2 separate regions of the Homo sapiens genome follow, and region 2 is linked to region 1. Evidence: read pairs that join two places in POLR2A ChIA-PET (ENCODE). Cell type or tissue: OCI-LY7. All regions are shown on one strand. Each heading gives the region's core, and the rest is flanking DNA. Links, peaks and the distances in the headings are about the cores only.

Region 1 (9,013 bases), core at 306-8,305:
CTGCCATCTCGACCTTCTGGGCTCAGGTGATCCTCCCACCTATCTCCTGAGGACCTGGGACTACAGGCATGTGCCACCATGTCCAGCTAGTGTTTTTGTTTTTTGTTTTTGTAGAGGCAAGATTTTGCCATGTGCCCAGGCTGGTCTCAAACTCCTGGGCTCAAGTTATCTGCCCACCTTGGCCTCCCAAAGTGCTAGGATTACAGGCATGCGCCACTGCACCCAGCCTGGACCACACTTATATAAACATCTTAGTTTTTTGCATGATTTACTTGTGTTATCACTACCAACAAAGGTTAATTTGAACTACGTGTTTCTGCAGGGGCCTACTGCTGATAATTATTTGGAATACTATGGCTGGGTGGCTTTAAGAATGTGTGGTAGTAAAACATTTACAAATATTTTACATTCTAATAAAGCTGAATTTACTTTTGAACTTTTGATCTCTTCATCTGTAGGCCAATATAGTACTTTTTTGGGACAGGCTTTCTCTTTGTTGATTTATATTTTTTGCTTTTTTTATTAGAACAAAAGAAATTATGCTAGCATTTTAGAATCTATTTAAGAAAATCAAATAATGATAAAAATCAGTGTTAGGTGGTGTTCTTATGCAGTCCTTCTTGCTCCCCTTCTTTTACTGTTCATCTGAAGGGCATATAATTTATAAGTTATTTCTATTGAAAACAAGTAGCCCTGCTTATCTCTTAGTGTTAGATTTGACTGTTGCTTACAAAATTCTTTTTTTTTTTTTTTTTGAGATGGGGTTTCGCTCTTATTTCCCAGGCTGGAGTGCAATGGCTTGATCTCGGCTCCCCACAACTTCCATCTCCAAGGTTCAAGCAATTCTCCTGCCTCAGCCTCCTGAATAGCTGAGATTATAGGCATGCGCCACCACACCCACCTAGTTTTGTATTTTTAGTAGAGATGGGTTTTCTCCATGTGATCAGGCTGGGCTTGAACTCCCAACCTCAGGTGATTCGTCCGCCTCGGCCTCCCAAAGTGCTGGGATTATAGGCGTGAGCCACCGTGCCTGGCCTAAAATTCTTTTTTTTTTTTTTCTTGTTTCCAGTGAGGTTGGAACTTAGAAAATTCCTTTTTTTTTTTGACACGGAGTCTTGCTCTGTCACCCAGGCAGGAGTGCAGTGGCGTGATCTTGGCTTACTGCAGCCTCCACTTCCCAGATTCAAGCAACTCTCCTCCCTCAGCCTCCCAAGTAGCTGGGATTAGAGGTGTGCACCACCAATCCTGGCTAATATTTGCATTTTTAGTAGAGACAGGTTTCACCATGTTGACCAGGCTGGTCTTGAACTCCTGACCTCAAGTGATCTGCCCGCCTCAGCCTCCCAAAGTGCTGGGATTACAGGTGTGAGCCAGTGCGCCCGGCGGAACTTAGAAAATTCTTAAGGTATAATTCAGCAAATCTCTAAGGACCTAGATTTTAGGTAGGAATGTTTTTCTTGCCATGATGGAAATAAACATTTTTAACCTCTCTTTTAGATCCATCATGTTACACAAAATGGAGGACTATATAAAAGACCGTTTAATGAAGCTTTTGAAGAAACACCAATGCTGGTTGCTGTGCTCACGTATGTGGGGTATGGCGTACTCACCCTCTTTGGATATCTTCGAGATTTCTTGAGGTATTGGAGAATTGAAAAGTGTCACCATGCAACAGAAAGAGAAGAACAAAAGGTAACTGTTAGAGAGTTTTTGATTCTGTAAATAGAAGCCTTTTATGGAAATCTTAGTATTTTTGCACAAAAGCTTTTTCTCAGAAATTTGGGTACACATTAAAATTAAACTATTCCAGATGCAGTTAAATGAAAACATTCTACAAAGAAAGCTGAAAAATAACAAGGTTAAAGATATCAAAGCATTCATCATGGGTTTAATCAAGAAGAACCTAAGGAGGTGGGCGGCACTATCCCTGTTTTATGGATTAGAAATCAAAAAGTCACAAGTTAAACAACGTTTCCCAAGATGCCAGGTGTCAGAGCTGCTGTGTGGACAGAGGACTGTGAAGTGAAAAAGCCTTGCTCTTTCTGTTCATACCAGCATGCTGAATCCCAGGTTGTGTTTACCATTTTCTGAAAAGGTTGTATTCTTTGGAATTAATAATGTGTTTTCTCATAGATACATTATACATAGTTGGGTGATTCACACATCAGCTCCTCTCCCCAGACAAACAAGCTGTAATACAGAATGTGGCCAACCGATTCTATTTACGGTAAACAACACTCTTGTTTTAGGAATGGCAAACATATGAGCATGGTTGTCTGGGGAAGAGGGCTTCTTCATTCACTTCACTTTTCTCTGCATGTTCCTTTGTACCTCTGAAGGGTTTTTTGTTTGTTTGTTTGTTTGTTTATTTTTTGAGACAGAGTCTCGCTTTGTCAACCCAGGCTGGAGTGCAGTGGTGCGATCTCGGCTCACTGCAAGCTCTGCCTCCTGGGTTCACACCATTCTTCTGCCTCAGCCTCCCAAGTAGCTGGGACTACAGGCACCTGCCACCACGCCCGGCTAATTTTTTTTTTTTTTTTGAGACAAGTCTTGCTCTGTCGCCCAGGCTGGAGTGCAGTGGCTCGGTCTCGGCTCACTGCAAGCTCCGCCTCCCGGGTTCACACCATTCTCTGGCCTCAGCCTCCCCAGTATCTGGGACTACAGGTGCCTGCCACCGTGCCCGGCTAATTTTTTTTGTGTTTTTAGTAGAGACGGGGTTTTACTGTGTTAGCCAGGATGGTCTCAATCTCCTGACCTTGTGATCCACCCACCTCGGCCTCCCAAAGTGCTGGGATTACAGGTGTGAACCACTGTGCCTGGCCAGTTTTTTTGTTTTTTTTACTTGTTATTGACTTGAAGCTCACTTCTGGAGTTGTATACATTACATATGTGTTACCTAGTCTCCATAAATAAATAAAATGAGGGTTAAAGATGCCTAATTTTACTAAAAATAAAACAAACCTGTGTGTTCTTGGCATGTCCCACATGGCAAAAGGTTGTCTTTTAGCCCAGGCAAATGTACCAGATTAGAGAAGGACTTAAGACATTAGAGTTTTTTTGTGGTTCCTGTGCGTCCGAGGAAAAGAGGCAGGTGTGGGGTGAGCAAAGTCAACGCTGAGACGAGCCAGTGAACATTGATTGTAGAAGAAACAATTATTCAGGTAATGGATAGTGGTCATGTGCAAATGGGAAGAGTATATCACGAAAACATTGTCAGTTACTAGGAAGACAAAACCAGTCAGTAGATACATGGATTCAAAAGTGGCTCCTGGGAGAACTCAAGATTAGGCATCCTTTCTCTCTCATCTCAACCATCTTGTACTCCATCCGAGCCCCAGCACAAGTTGGCCATCCTACTCATTGCCCTGCAAGTTAATTTCACAAAGAAGGTAAATAAGTTTTTTGAATGCAAAGCCCTGCATTCAGAAGTTGGTCCAGTAACCCTAAGTAATTTTTATCTTTTAAAACCCAAACACATTTTTAACATTTTTTATTTTATTATCATTATTTTTTAGACAAGAGTCTCGCTCAGTCACCCAGGCTGGAGTACAGTGGTGTGATCTCGGCTCACTGCAACCTCCGCCTCCCGGGTCCAAGCAATTCTCATGCCTCAGCTTCCCAAGTAGCAGGGAGTACAGGCATGTGCTACCACTCCCGAGATAATTTTGTATTTTTAGTAGAAACGAGGTTTCACCATGTTGGCCAGGCTGTTCTCAAACTCCTTGACCTCAAACGATCCACCTGCCTCGGCCTCCCAAAGTGCTGGGATTACAGATGCGAGCCACTGTGCCTGGCCCACATTTTTAATACGTTTTGATCCCCCTTCTCCCCCTGAGCATGTCCACTCAGAGTGCATCTACAGTACGTTGATTTTGTATAGCCCTCAGTGACAGCTTACCATACCCTTCCTAGGTTGTACAGTATTGTAGTTACTTGTTCACAGGCCTGTATCCTCCTACTAGACTGAGTTGATGGCAGTTATGACCGATGGTAGCTGAAGTTTTATTTAAATATTCAAACTAAAAACTCTTTATCTGCAGGGACCTCTCCTAGTGTAGATGCATAGTCGAAACTTGATAATTGACGTGTATTGCTGGTGGTGAGGGAAGTGCTGATTGTGGTGCAGACAGCACATTCCTGGATGAGGGGATAGTATAGGCAAAGGCATGAAGAATGTTTGGGAGAATCTGGAATGTAGACAGAAGAGAAATTGTGTTTTGAAAATCAAAGTAAGAAGTTTGGTAGGCAATGAGGAGTATTGTTTTTGTTTTTGTTTTTAAATAGAGACAGCGTCTCGCCATGTTGCCCAGGCTGGTCTCAAACTCCTGTGCTCAAGCGATCCTCCTGCCTTGGCCTCCCAAAGTGTTGGGATTATAGGAGTGAGCCACCATGACCCCAAGGGCAGTTTTTGATCAGGGGATTTTTCATACAGCTTGTGCAGCTGGTGCTCAAAGTGTGATGAATGAATGAAACCAACAAGATGTATCTGAATTACTTTGTGAGTACATTATCTTTGGAACTTGTTTCATGTTTACAGAAAGTAAATTGGTGGTTTAAGTGTTGGGAGCTGCCTGTGTATCCTTTGTGTGAAAGAATTAGAACACACAGATTTTATTCTTAAGTAGTTTCTAATTTTGTTGAGGAAACAAACATTTGAAAGTTATGGGCCTTTGCAAAACCATTATACAAGTAAATAATACTTAGATTATATGAAGATATAGAACAAAAAAAGTATCTGAGTAGCATAGGGTTAATCAGGAAACAATTCTTGGAGGAAGTAATACAAGGAAATGGGAGGCTGAGGAGAGCATTTGCCTCTGCAGTTTATGGAGAGGATTTTATTAAATTATTCAAATTCATTTCAATAGAATATTCCCAGTAGATAACATTAGCATTTAAAACAGCCAACTTCTGCCATTTTCTTACAAAAATTCAGCTTTTAGAGGGAAAGGAAAAGTCATTCCTTTCCTGTGATAGATCATGTTTGTTTTCTAATGTTGGATTAGAGATGGGGAAAGAGGGAGGCAAATTAAGTGTTAAACTGGAAGGAGGTGAGGGAAAGTGGTTGCTTGGGATCATAAAATGCAAACATAATGTTGCTACTTCCTCATTTCACTGAGAGAGTGGTATTCATAACCACATCCTGGTTTTCTTCCTCATTTCATTATAAAAGAGAGCCCAGTTTAACTGTGTTAATTCTTTGATGTAAGGAAATACCGTATGTTGCTTTGAATACAACTAAATCACATGATCATACCAATAAAGATGAGTTACCATGAGTTTGTTCTATTTTATATACATTGCATAAAATTCTTGGAATTCTTTACCCCTTAATCCTCTGTTATTCGTGGTGTTTTGGATGAGAATGTTGTTTTTCTCAATCTATGGATTATTTCTTTGTGATGTGAGGTGAAGCTAGTAGTTCAGAAACACGTACGTGACAGATACAGCAAAAGCTTGAATTAATAAAGATGTTCTAGGCTGAGGCAGGAGGATCACTCAAGGCCAGGAGTTTGAGACCAGCTGACACAACATAATGAAACCTCATCTCTACAAAATGAAAAAATTTAATTCAGAAAAAAATATTCTAATATTTAGATAGGAAATAGCTAGGAACGTAAGGAGTAAATTATGGTAGGTAGTTACCACACACTGACAAAATTTTAAACTAACATTTTGCCTCCACAGCTTGTTCATGATCAGATATTTAAAAACGGGAGGACCAAATACCACATTCTCACTTATTTTTTAATTTTTTTAATTTTTTTTTTTTTTGAGATGGAGTCTCACTCTGTCGCCCAGGCTGGAGTACAGTGGCGTGATCTCGGCTCACTGCAATCTCCGCCTCCACGGTTCAAGTGATTCTCTTGCCTCAGCCTCCCAAGTAGCTGGAATTACAGTCATGCACCACCACGCCCAGCTAATTTTTTGTATTTTTAGTAGATACAAGGTTTCACCATGTTGGCCAGCCTGGTCTCAAACTCCTGACCTCAGCCTGCCTTGGCCTCCCAAAGTGCTGGGATTACAGGAGTGAGCCACCGTGCCTAGCCTGTTCTCACTTATAAGTGGGAGCTAAATGATGAGAACATATGGATACAAAGAGGAAAATGACACTTGTGGTGGGTAGGAAGAGGGAGAGGATTAGAAAAAATAACCCATTGGGTGCTAGGCTTAGTACCTGGGTGACAAAATAATCTGTACAACAAGCCATTGTGATGCGAGTTTACCTGCACAACCTGCACACGTACCCCTGAACCTAAAATAAAAGTTACAAAAAATAAGTAGATTAAAAATGGGAGGGATAGGATACGGCGAAGGGACATTATATGTTTATATCCCAATAGGCTTATTTTCAAGATACAAAAGAAAGAAAGAAATTCAAATACATTACTAGGAATTCCCAGAGGGATTTTATTCTTGGCCTCCTTCAAAAAGTAGCGTACAGCCGGGTGCGATGGCTCACACCTATAATCCCAGCACTTTGGGAGGCCGAGGTGGGTGGATCACCTGAGGTCAGGAGTTCAAGACCAGCCTGGCCAACGTGATGAAACCCCATCTCTACTAAAAATACAAAAATTAGCCAGGCGTGGTGGTGGGCACCTGTAATCCCAGCTACTTGGGAGGCTGAGGCAGGAGAATGGCTTGAACCTGGGAGGCGGAAGTTGCAGTAAGCTGAGATCTTGTCACAGCACTCCAGCCTGGGCAATAGAGACTGTCTCAAAATAAAAAAAAAAAAGTAGCGTACTAAGAATATTCTGGTACCTGTCATTTTGGTGCATTAAGCTAGGGGATTGATTGTTTGGTTTGTCTTCTTTAATTCTGTGTATGATTCTACATTTAAAAAGAACACAACTGGCTGGGCACGGCGGCTCACGTCTATAATCCTAGCACTTTGGGAGGCCAAGGCGGGCGGATCACCTGAAGTCAGGAGTTGAGACCAGCCTGACCAACATGGTGAAACCCGGTCTCTACTAAAAATACAAGAATTATCTGGGGCGTGGTGGCACATGCCTGTAATCCCTGCTACTTGGGAGGCTGAGGCACGAGAATCACTTGAACCAGAGAGGTGGAGGTTGCAGTGAGCCAAGATCACACCATTGCACTCCAGCCTGGGCAACAAGAGAGAAACTCCGTCTAAAAATAAATACATACATACATACATACATACATACATACATACATACAGAAGAGCACTACTTAGCTCCCCCAGAATCATCTGAACCTGGGAGGTGGAAGTTGCAGTGAGCTAAGATTGCACCACTGCACTCCACCCTGGACAATGGAGCGAGATTGTCTAAAAAAAATAAGAAGAATAAAAAATAAAGAGCACTGTATTTCATTGTTTTGTGTTAGTTGCTGGGCACAGGACAGCAGTAGTCTTTTTAAATAATTGACATATCATAAAGGTTACCTATTTAAAGTGTACGATACAATGGTTTTTAGTATATCTACAGAGTTGTGCAGCCAGCACCACAATTTAATTTTGTAATGTTTTTCTCTTCTGAAAAAGAAACCATGAACCATTAGCAGTCACTCCTTCCTCATCCACCCTCCCCACCCTCGGCAGCCACTAATCTACTTTCTGTCTCTGTAGATTTACTATTCGGGACTTTTCATATAAATGGATGTTTCATGTAAATGGGATCATACAGTGTATGTTCTTCTGTGTCTGGCTCCTTTCACTTGGCGTAATGTATTTGAAGTTCATGTTGTAGCATGTATCGGTACTTCATTGCTTCCTATTGCTGAATAATATTTCATCATATGGAGCAGTCATCTCTACTTACTATAGGGATTTCTCACTGGTAAAAAACTATACTCAAAATAAACCTTTCAAAGAAGCTTTGTGTAGTAGGTTTACCACTGTATCTGTTTGGACTAGTGGCAGTAGGTTTACCTCTGTATCCGTTTGGACTAGTGCCAGTGTTAGGTTTGCAAGAGTTTCCCTGTTACCTGTTTTCCCTGTTTTTCATGCCAGGAAAGCTTTTCCTTCAAATAGTCCCATGGCTAGTTCCCTCACTTCCATTTTATCCTCTGTTCTACCCAGGGCACCCCAGCTAATTTGCAGCATGTCTCCCCCTTTCCTTTTTGCTTTTGTTTCTGTTGGTATTTGTCACTGTCTAACATACTTTATTTATTTTTATTTTTATTTATTTTTATTTTCTTGAGACAGTGTCTTGCTCTGTTGCCCAGGCTGGAGTGCAATGGCGCGATCTCGGCTTACTGCAACTTCTGTCTCCCAGGTTCAAGCAATTCTCCTGCCTCAGCCTCCAGAGTGGCTGGGACTACAGGCATGTGCAACCACACCTAATTTTTGTGTTTTTAGTAGAGACAGGGCTTTGCCATGTTGGCCAGGCTGGTCTTGAACTCCTGGGCTCATGTTTATCTATCTGCCCACCTCGGCCTCCCAAAGTGCTGGGATTACAGGCGTGAGCCACTGAGCCTGGACTAGCAAACTTTGTATTTTATATGTTTATCTCTTCCACCAGAATACAAATTCCAAGAGGGCAAGGATTATTACCTTTTTGTTTACTACTCTGTACTATAGAGTGCTTGGCACATATTAGACGCTCGGTAAATGTTTAAGATACAAGGCCAGAGGCCAGGCGTGTTAGCTCACACCTGTAATTTCAAGCACTTTGGGAGGCTGAGGTGGGAAGATAGCTTGAGCGCAGGAGTTTGAGACCAACCTGAGCAATGTAACAAGACCCTGTCTCAACAAGAAAATTAAAAAATTAGCTGGGTGTGGTGGCCTACACCCATAGTCTTAGCTACTTGGGAGACTGAGGTGGGAGGATCACTTGTACCTAGGAGTTCAAGGCTGCTGTGAGCTGTGATTGAGCCACTGCACTCTAGCCTGGGTGACAGAGTGAAACCTTGTCTTTTTTTTTTTTTTTTTTGAGACAGGGTCTTGCTCTATCATCCAGGCTGGAGTGCAATCGCATGATCTCAGCTCACTGCAGTCTCTGCCTTCTGGGTTCAAGTGATTCTCATGCCTCAGCCTCCTGAGTAG
Region 2 (9,013 bases), core at 771-8,770, 120 kb after region 1:
GCACTTTATTTTCAAATTCTGCCTGATGAAGACTTTCGGGCCCCGGCAGAGCGGAGGAGTGTAAGGAACCCTTGCTTATGGTCCAAGTCAAACTCCCATGGGTGTGCTTGTAACTTACTTAACCCACAGCAGGCTCCTTTTCATTTCCTGGACCAGCCGGGCAGGCAGAGCTTGTGGCATGCAGGAGTTAGACTCTAAATATCAGTTATCCTTATTCACACTGCCTAGGAGATGGACGAGGAGCTGGCTGGACCTCAGGGGCACATTCACTCTGAGCTTTGTCAGAGAGGTAAATCACTTTTACTCCACCAGGAAGTAATTTGCTGTCAGGGGATCCAACAAAGAGTTGCCCAAAGAACTACAGCTCTAAGATGAGAGGTGGATCCGTGCTCTGCCTCAGTGGGCACCCCAACTAGACACTCCACTGTCACTCCTGACGTGGGGAAGGACAGGGATATATCAGGAAGCGCAGTAAAGGAAGGTGTGTCCAGAGCCACCACTGGAGACACTCGGAGAGTCAGACATTTCCAATGACCATCACTGCCGGAGGTAAGTTTATTAGTCTGTCCTGAACCATAGTCTAAAAATACTCTACCTGCAACTAGAAATATGAGAGGGTTAGAGAGGGCAGTGTCTCAGGCCGCCAGACAGGAGCCATGCTCACTCCCTTTCTCTTGTCTGAGGAATTCAGTAAGATTAGCACAGGCTAATTATTATTTTTTTTGAGACAGGGTCTCCCTCTGTCACCCAGGCTGGAGTGCAGTGGCGCGATATCGGCTCACTGTAATCTCTGCCTCCCGGTCTCAAGTGATCCTCCCACCTCAGCCTCCCAAGTAGCTGGGACCACAGGCCCACGCCACCACACCCCCGCTAATTTTTTTTGTATTTTTGGTGGAGGTGGGGTTTCGCCCTGTTGCCCAGGCTGGTCTCAAACACCTGAGCTCAAGCAGCCCACCCACCTTGGCCTCCTAAAGTGCTGGGATTACAGGCATGAGCCACTGCGCCCAGTTCGAGGCTAATTATTTTTCAGCAGAAACTTTTAAAAGTAACAAGACAGAGTAATCCCAGAGTCTGCTTTCTAAGGAAACTGCTAATTCCCCTCCTTTCTAATATAACTCACTTTGGCACTTAAACGTACTGTCTTAATCTATATTTAATGGTTTTCTATTACCCATACTGAATTTAGCCAACCCCATTTTAAATCTGTACATTTAAAGTGGCATGCTAAATTGCTACCGTGTCAGGCCACAGATGAGAGAAACTAAACAAAAGGGGCTGGGGAGTGGGTCGGCTATGAAATTACATTTATTCGAGCAATGCAAAGGAGAAAGACACTGCGCAGGTGGCTGCAGGCTTTAGGAGCACCTGTGTGTGAGGAGCAGCGCCAACGGCGGGAGCAGTGAGCCTGATGAAGGGAGGGTTTCCAGAGCAGCTGGTATCAGAGCCCAGAGGAAGCCCATGAAACCAGAGGGTCCCTCCACTCCTTTCTGTTCCAGTGTCAGTCACATCACTGGCTTGACTAGCTGTTCTTCCTGTCCCCAACACCAGGAGTTCATCCATGGCCATGAATCCAGCATGAACACCACTGACTGTTTCTACCTTAACAGCTACCCCAGCAACCAAGATGGTTTTGCCCAATTTTACCCCCTCTGGTTAGCCTCACAAATGGCCCTAGGCTAGGCAAGACTGGTCAGATTGAATGCTTCCTAGAGTTTTAGGTAACCAGCAGTATAGAGTCTGCTGACCTCTGTCAAGAGGTCTTTAAAGAGAAAGAATGATTAGATCCTTTGCCCCATTAGTCACAAAAGGGACCCAAATGTGCTGCTGTGGCTCCTTTACAATGAGGTTTTGTTTTGTTAATATGTTGAGATGCTTCTCAAAGTGCATCCCTGATATTAGAATCACCTGGGGTATTTATTAAACTCTGTTTATGGGCCACACCCCACACCCACTGAGTAAGAATCTTTAGGAGTGGAGTCCACTTTTGTGCATTGTTCTTCCTCTCAGGCATGGAGAGCTCTTAGCCCAAGATACGCAATTTGGATTAAAATTAGCCAGCTTTTCAAAATAGCATTCTGGCTTAAGGGCAAACACTTGGGCTTTTGAATGGATTCAGCAGCGACTATTTGCTAAATGACACCAGGTGCCAGCGTTTCTACATGTATCATCTCGAACGCTCTCACAAGACACCTATTATGCACATTCTACAGATAAGGATATTCACCCAATTTGTTAGGAAGTGGAACTTTTACTATTCAAACACAAAGTCGAAGTCCACAGTTTTATTTCTAGCTATGCCATTTGCTTTTTAGGTCCAGATGGCTTACCAAAATGTTATCAGTAAAATGGCAATGGTAAGAATTGAATAGCCATCAATACTGGCACGTAATGGCAACTGCACATGTCACATGGCAGGCACTTAGCCTGGTGCCTTGGGTTTAATGAACATATTGGTCATCTCTACTTGATTGATTCTAAGTATTCTGGAACTGGTAACTTTCCAGCCAGGTGTGTGTGAAAAGGCTCATTTTTTCTTTTTCTTTTTCTTTTTCTTTTCTTTTTTTTTGTTTTTTGAGACTTGCTCAGTCACCCAGGCTGGAATGCAATCAATGGCGTGATCTTGGCTCACTGTAACCTCTGTGTCCCAGGTTCAAGCAATTCTCCCACTCAGTCTCCTGAGTAGCTGGGATTACAGGCACCTGCCATTATGCCCAGCTAATTTTTGTATTTTTAGTAGAGATGGGGTTTCACCGTGTTGGCCAGGCTGGTCTCGAATCCCTGACCTCAGGTATCTGCCCGCCTTGGCCTCCCAAAATGCTGGGATTACAGGCGTGAGCCACTGCGCCTGGCCGAAAGGGCTCATTTGTTTGTTTGTTTGTTTGTTTGTTTTGAGACAGAGTCTCCGTCGCCCAGGCTGGAGTGCAGTGGCTTGGTCTCGGTTCATTGCAACCTCTGCCTCCCAGGTTCAAGCGATTCTCCTGCCTCAGCCTCCCTAGTAGCTAGGATTACAAGTGCCCGCCACTACACCCGGCTAATTTTTGTATTTTTAGTAGAGACAGGGTTTTGCGATGTTGGCCAGGCTGGTCTCGAACTCCTGACCTTGTGATCCGCCTGCCTCGGCCTCCCAAAGTGCTGGGATTACAAGCGTGAGCCACCGCTCCCAGCCAAAGTCTCATTTTTTTTTAATTAATTTTTTTTTAAATTGTTTTTGAGCCGGAGTCTCGCTCTGTCGTCCAGGCTGGAGTGCAGTGGCATGATCTCGGCTCACTGCAAGCTCCGCCTCCCAGGTTCACGCCATTCTCCTGCCTCAGCCTCCCGAGTAGCTGGGACTACAGGTGCCCACTACCACGCCCAGCTGATTTTTTGTATTTTTAGTAGAGACGGGGTTTCACCGTGTTAGCCAGGATGGTCTCGATCTCCTGCCCTCGTGATCCGCCCACCTCGGCCTCCCAAAGTGCTGGGATTACAGGCGTGAGCCACCGCGCCCGGCCCAAAGTCTCATTTTTAATCGTCTCTGTTAGGAGTCTGTTAGGAAGGGCCTGTTGATTTGATTCAAGCTAGACTCCAGGTTCTTCATCAAAAGGCGTCATTTTGCACCCCTAGGAGGCAGATGTAATGTCAAACTAGATGTGGATTAGTTCAGCCCAGCACTCTTGTAATTCAAGCCAAAGATGGCTTTGGGAAGTGTAAATGAACCAGATCTTGAACTCTGCTTTAACCAGTTTTAGCCTGCAAAGTCTTGCTGCCACCCAATAAAACAGGCAATAAACAGACGAAGGAAATAGCTGTAGCTGCAGGAGGTAGCGTCTGGCTTAGAGAGCACTGACTCCCGCTGGGGTGCAGGAAGTCAGGGCGAGGCTTGTCCAGGAGTGACTCTCCCTGTTCAGGTACTGTTACCTCTTCCTGCAATGTGGCAGTCTGAACCCACTATATCCCCAACACTTGGCTCATGGTCAGTGCCCAGCAAACTTAATGGTACCACATATTGTTAAATAAAGACAACAATTTGCTGAGTATGGGCTCTGCAGTTACAGTCCTTGTTGCAAATCTCAACTCTGCTTGTTGGATCTGGGTGTTAAGAAATCCAAGGCTCACCTGTAGCAAATATGTTATGTAAAATACTTGTTTTTCAAGACAGTCTTATTCTGTCACCCAGGCTTGAGTACAGTGGTGCAATCTTGGCTCACACCTTCTGGGCTCAAGCAATTCTCGTGCCTCAGCCTCCTGAGTGGCTGGGATTACAGGCGTGTGCCACCTCATCAGTTAATTTTTGTATTTTTAGTAGAGATGGGGTTTCGCCATGTTGGCCAGGCTGGTCTTGAACTCCTGGCCTCAAGTGATCTACCTGCCTCAGCCTCCCAAAGTGCTGGGATTATAGACCTGAGCCACTGCGCCTGGCTATATGTAAAATACATGTATTTAAAAGCCAAGGCTTAATTAAGTTCTTGTAAAACAAATGACAACAGTACCTACTGCGTATTATAGAGATCAAATGAGTTAATGCAAGTAAACAGTGTAGTGTCTAGTACTCAGTAACTGCAATGTAACAGAAGCTGCCACAAGTTAGGAATCTCCCACCTTCCCATATCCCAAACCAGCATCTGGTGATCACTTATCTTTGCAAGAGGGTAAGAGGCCATGGGCAGTGCAAAGTGAGAAGTCAACTGCACTGGCAGTAGAGGCATAGTGTTAGCACTCCCTACCCAAGTACCAACCCTCCCCTACTGTTATGGGTAAAAAGGCAGAAACTATTTACTAGTAAGAAAGACTAGCTCAGGAATGCCTGGTAGTGAGAAGCAGGCTCTGTGCCTCTTAATTACCTACACTTACCCAGAATAGAGACAAGGCTGTCCACCCTGTCCTTCTTTTTTGAATTCAAAACCTTCAAGGGAGCTCTCAATACCAGCCACTCAATCAACATAGGTTCCAGACACGCATGTTTTTTAAATTATGTTTATTTAGCATATGTACACATAAAAGAGAAATTGCCCTCTGAACCCACCCAGCAGAAAACATGCACAAACCCAAGGTATATGTGGAAGGGAGGGGCCCCGGCCCCAAGTTAGCAGCTGGGACGATGCAATCCTGTGAGTCGCAAGCCCCAGTCAGGAGAGAGCTGGACTGAAGTGTCCAGCAGGCTGGAGTCCCCTGCCGCTGGCCCTAAAATAAGCGTGCGCCATAGCCAAAGGTCTGTTTAATGCCCTCAAAGTAGTACCGCTGCCAGCCCTGTCGCGTCCGCTCTTCCTCAGGAGCAGGGATGCCTCGACCTTCCATGCACAGCTCAGTCTCTCCGTTCTTGTCGATGAAGGTCAAGGTGATGGTGGCAAAGTGTCCTGGGAAAGGCAGAGGGGACGGAGGTTTCATATCTAGGTTTCCATCTGAGTTTAAGACTGGGGCAACCTGGCTGGGCGTGGTGGCTCACACCTGTAATCCCAGCACTTTGGCAGGCTGAGGTGGGCGGATCACCAGAGGTCAGGAGTTCCAGACCAGCCTGGCTAACATGGTGAAACTCCATCTCTACTAAAATTACGTGGGCGTGGTGGCATGCACCTGTAATCCCAGCACTTTGGGAGGCTGAGGCAGGAGGATCACTTGAGCCCAGGAGTTCGAGACTAGCCTGGACAATGTAGTAGGACCCCATCTCTACAAAAAAAGTAAAAAAGTAAAAAAAAAAAAAAAAAAAAAAAAGCTGGCATGGTGGCACACGTAGTCTCAGCTACTTGGGAAGCTGAAGCAGGAGGATCGTTTGGGTCTGGGAGGTTAAGGCTGCAGTTTGCTGTGATTATGCCACTGCACTCTAGCCTGAGTGACAGTGAGACCCTGTTTCCAAAAAAAAAAAAAAAAAAATTACAGCAAAGAGAAAAAGTTCTGGGGGTAATGGCAATAAATATGTTTACTTACCCTCTGGCCAAGATTTAAACCTCCACTTCATCACAATATGTTTCTCAGGGACCTAAAATAATCAAACAGCTCAGTCTATATTATATACTACAATGTACCCAATCCTAGCTAGGATCAGTCATCTGCCCTTCATACGGAGTCTACCATCTGTGCAATTATATTACTTGCAAGACAGTTCAAATCACAGCCTTTTTTTGAAAAACAAAATGTTTTATTAACAAAGAGATTAAAGCCTTACATTTTACCTATAGAGTTCAGAAAAAGAGAAATGTCACTCATCTGACCAGAGGCAATAACCTGAGTCTAGGGCCGGCAGGTACTCACCAGATCAGTAAATTCCCCAGAGACGTTGCCATCTACCATGTGGAACTTTCCACCTCTGTCTGCTTCTAATGTTGCAGGAGCATGGGTAAAGGCCTGCACCAGCTGCAGGGAAAAAAAAAAAAAAAAAAAAAAAGAGGCAGAAGATACATGGCTTTCAGTGGGACCCAAGGACAAATGCCAGCTGAAGGCTGCATGCCTCAACTCTCATTTCCACCAGTCTGCCCCACAGGCGGGTCCAGGGTGTCCCTCTATTCTGTTTTAATACCAGCCAGGACTTGACTTCGGGAATTCTTTCTGATCTGATGATGCCATTACTTTGGACCCGTTTACTTTTATTTATTTGAAATTGTATATGGTTCAGAAAGATATAAGAATGAGCTTATGAAAGAAAATTCTCAAGTAAATGTTTGAGACTTCTATTATCATTTCTGAGAACATGTCCCAAAATAGATCTATTCCATCTTTTATTTTATTTTATTTTTTTATTTATTGAGACGGAGTCTCACTTTGTTGCCCAGGCTGGAGTGCAGTGGCGCGATCTCGGCTCACGCAACCTCCGCCCGTCCAGGTTTTAAGCAATTCTCTGCTTCAGCCTCTGTAGTAGCTGGGATTACAGGCGCATGCCACCATGCCTGGCTAACTTTTTGTATTTTTTAGTAGAGATGGGGTTTCACCATCTTGGCCAGGCTGGTCTTGAACTCCTGACCTCGTGATCCACCCACCTTGGCCTCCCAAAGTGCTGGGATTACAGGCGTGAGCCACCGCGCCCAGCCCTTTTATTTTTTTTGAGATAGGTCTCGCTCTGTTGCCCAGGCCGAAGTGCAGTGGCATGATCATGGCTCACTGCAGCCCCGACCTCCTAAGCTTAGGTGATCCTCCCACCTCAGCCTCCTGAGGAGCTGGGACTACAGGCGCATACCACCATACCTGGCTAATTTTTGTATTTTTTGTAGAGACAGGGCTTCACCATGTTGGCCAGGCTGGTCTCAAACTCCTGGGCTCAAGTAATTCACCCGCCTCAGCCCCTCAAAGTGCTGGGATTAGAGATGTAAGCCACTGTGCCTGGCCTACTCCATATATATGAAATCAGTATCATTTTGCTGTGTTCGATTACCCAACGGTGCCGCTTTTACTTTTAATAAGACTTTACTATTTTTTAAAGTAGGTAATACGAATACATGGTACAAAATTAAAAATAAACAGAAGGTTAAAAATGTTAGGAATCCTCCCATACAAAAGTATTTTAAAACTCTGAAAACTTTAGCTAGTTTGGAAGCAGAGATTCAACTGAAGTCTGTGTTGAAGTGCTAAATTCAATTCACATGAAGACCACAGCTATGCTGCTAAGTCCTTCAAGGCAGCAGGCACCAAGTAGAACCAAGTTAGCCATCGAATGCAGTCTTTGGCATAGCCAGGTCATAACACATCTCTGGAGTCAACTAAGATAACTTTCTGAAGTACAGTACAATTTTGTTTATACACATCTTTTTAAATTTCTAGAAAACCCAGTCCATTTAATTGCTTCTCCAGTTCTTGGTTTTCTAAGGGGGAGAGAACTTATCACGAGAGTATTTTGGGTGCAGGCGCACAGACATACTAACACCCATATACTACATGGTACCTCTTAATTTATGGCTGTATTTACATTTTTGTTTAAAAAATAAGATCTTGAAATTTTGTCCCAGAGTATATGGGAACTTCCACATATCCTAACCACCTTTACTATCAGATAATAAAGCTGAATACGGTCATGTTTCTCAACTCCACACTATAGCAGCAGAATGGCACAAGTCAGCTGTGCAACACAAAGAAGCCAGGAATTCTTCTGTGCTACAGAGTAACCAAGAATGGCCATTCACTTTTCTAGTAAGATTCACTCAGTGGTTTCTACTTATATGACCCAAAACTGGAACAGGCACGGTAGTGTGCACCTGTAGTCCCAGCTACTCAGGAGGCTGAGGAAGGAGGATCGCTTGAGCCCAGAAGTTCAACGTTAGTCTGGGCAACATAGCAAGACCAGGTCTTTTGTTTTTAAAATAAATAAATATGGCCGAGCACAGTGGTTTGCACCTGTAATCCCAGCACTTTGGGAGGCTGAGGCAGGCAGATCACTTGAGGTCAGGAGTTTCAGACCAGCCCATCTCTACTAAAAAATATGGTGAAACCCCATCTCTACTAAAAAACATAAAAATTAGCTAGGCGTGATGGCGTGTGCCTATAGTACCAGCTGTTCAGGACGCTGAGGCAGGAGAATTGCTGGAACCTGGGAGGCAGAGGTTGCAGTGAGCTGAGATTGTGCCACTGCACTCCAGCCTGGGCAGGTGACAGAGCGAGACTCCGTCTCAAAAAAAAAAAAAGAGAATAGAGGGAGGGAAAAATTCACTTTGATGAAGGCCTCATGGCTCCAGTTGTGAGTTTGTGAGTACCTCTTCTGTACACTGCTGAAGGGATATGCCCCCAACTCAAGTCACCTAGAAGGGCAGATGGCATGAGGCCTGAAGGACAAGACTTACTTACCTCTTGGGTGGTAAACACTCTATAGAGCTCCTCTGGTGACGTCAGGAAGGTTTCCTTAAGAGTGATCTTACAAGTGGGGATTTTGACTCCAACAGGTCTGGCCTGGGTTTTTGAAGGAGCAGGCTTAGCCTGTGAAGGTGGCAGTGAAAATGATCAATACAGAGTAATGATACAACCTCAATCAACGTGGCTTCAGAGACAGTTGTACCATTCATTCTCATAAAAATGTTCACCTCCAAGGGTAATTATTCCAAGGGGTTTGAAGGGAATT

What was found. ChIA-PET counts read pairs that join two places held together with the same protein. Peaks named below come from ENCODE experiments on the same cell type or tissue, not always from the same donor. Only the 100,000 strongest peaks of a DNase experiment are listed, where the experiment ranks them.
Region 2: POLR2A ChIA-PET joins it to region 1 with 10 read pairs; 6 of 35 experiments call an interaction of 5 or more read pairs at or near these places.

What each region holds. Positions count from the first base shown.
Region 1 is chr14:77,589,865-77,598,877 of GRCh38, reverse strand. It overlaps SPTLC2 (serine palmitoyltransferase long chain base subunit 2), which reads left to right. Exons shown (of 12, transcript NM_004863.4): 2 at 1,498-1,692. Among named protein-coding and RNA genes, the nearest start is that of SPTLC2, 22 kb to the left of the region's middle. In OCI-LY7, for the core only: no CTCF peak of the experiment used is centred there; DNase peaks (open chromatin) are centred at 5,147 and 7,584; H3K4me3 peaks cover 2,396 bases; H3K27ac peaks cover 6,230 bases.
Region 2 is chr14:77,465,397-77,474,409 of GRCh38, reverse strand. AHSA1 (activator of HSP90 ATPase activity 1) reads right to left here. Exons shown (of 9, transcript NM_012111.3): 6 at 8,743-8,871; 7 at 6,226-6,327; 8 at 5,902-5,953; 9 at 4,938-5,333. The coding sequence ends at 5,161. ISM2 (isthmin 2) reads left to right here. Exons shown (of 7, transcript NM_199296.3): 7 at 1-16. Among named protein-coding and RNA genes, the nearest start is that of AHSA1, 12 kb to the right of the region's middle. In OCI-LY7, for the core only: no CTCF peak of the experiment used is centred there; no DNase peak of the experiment used is centred there.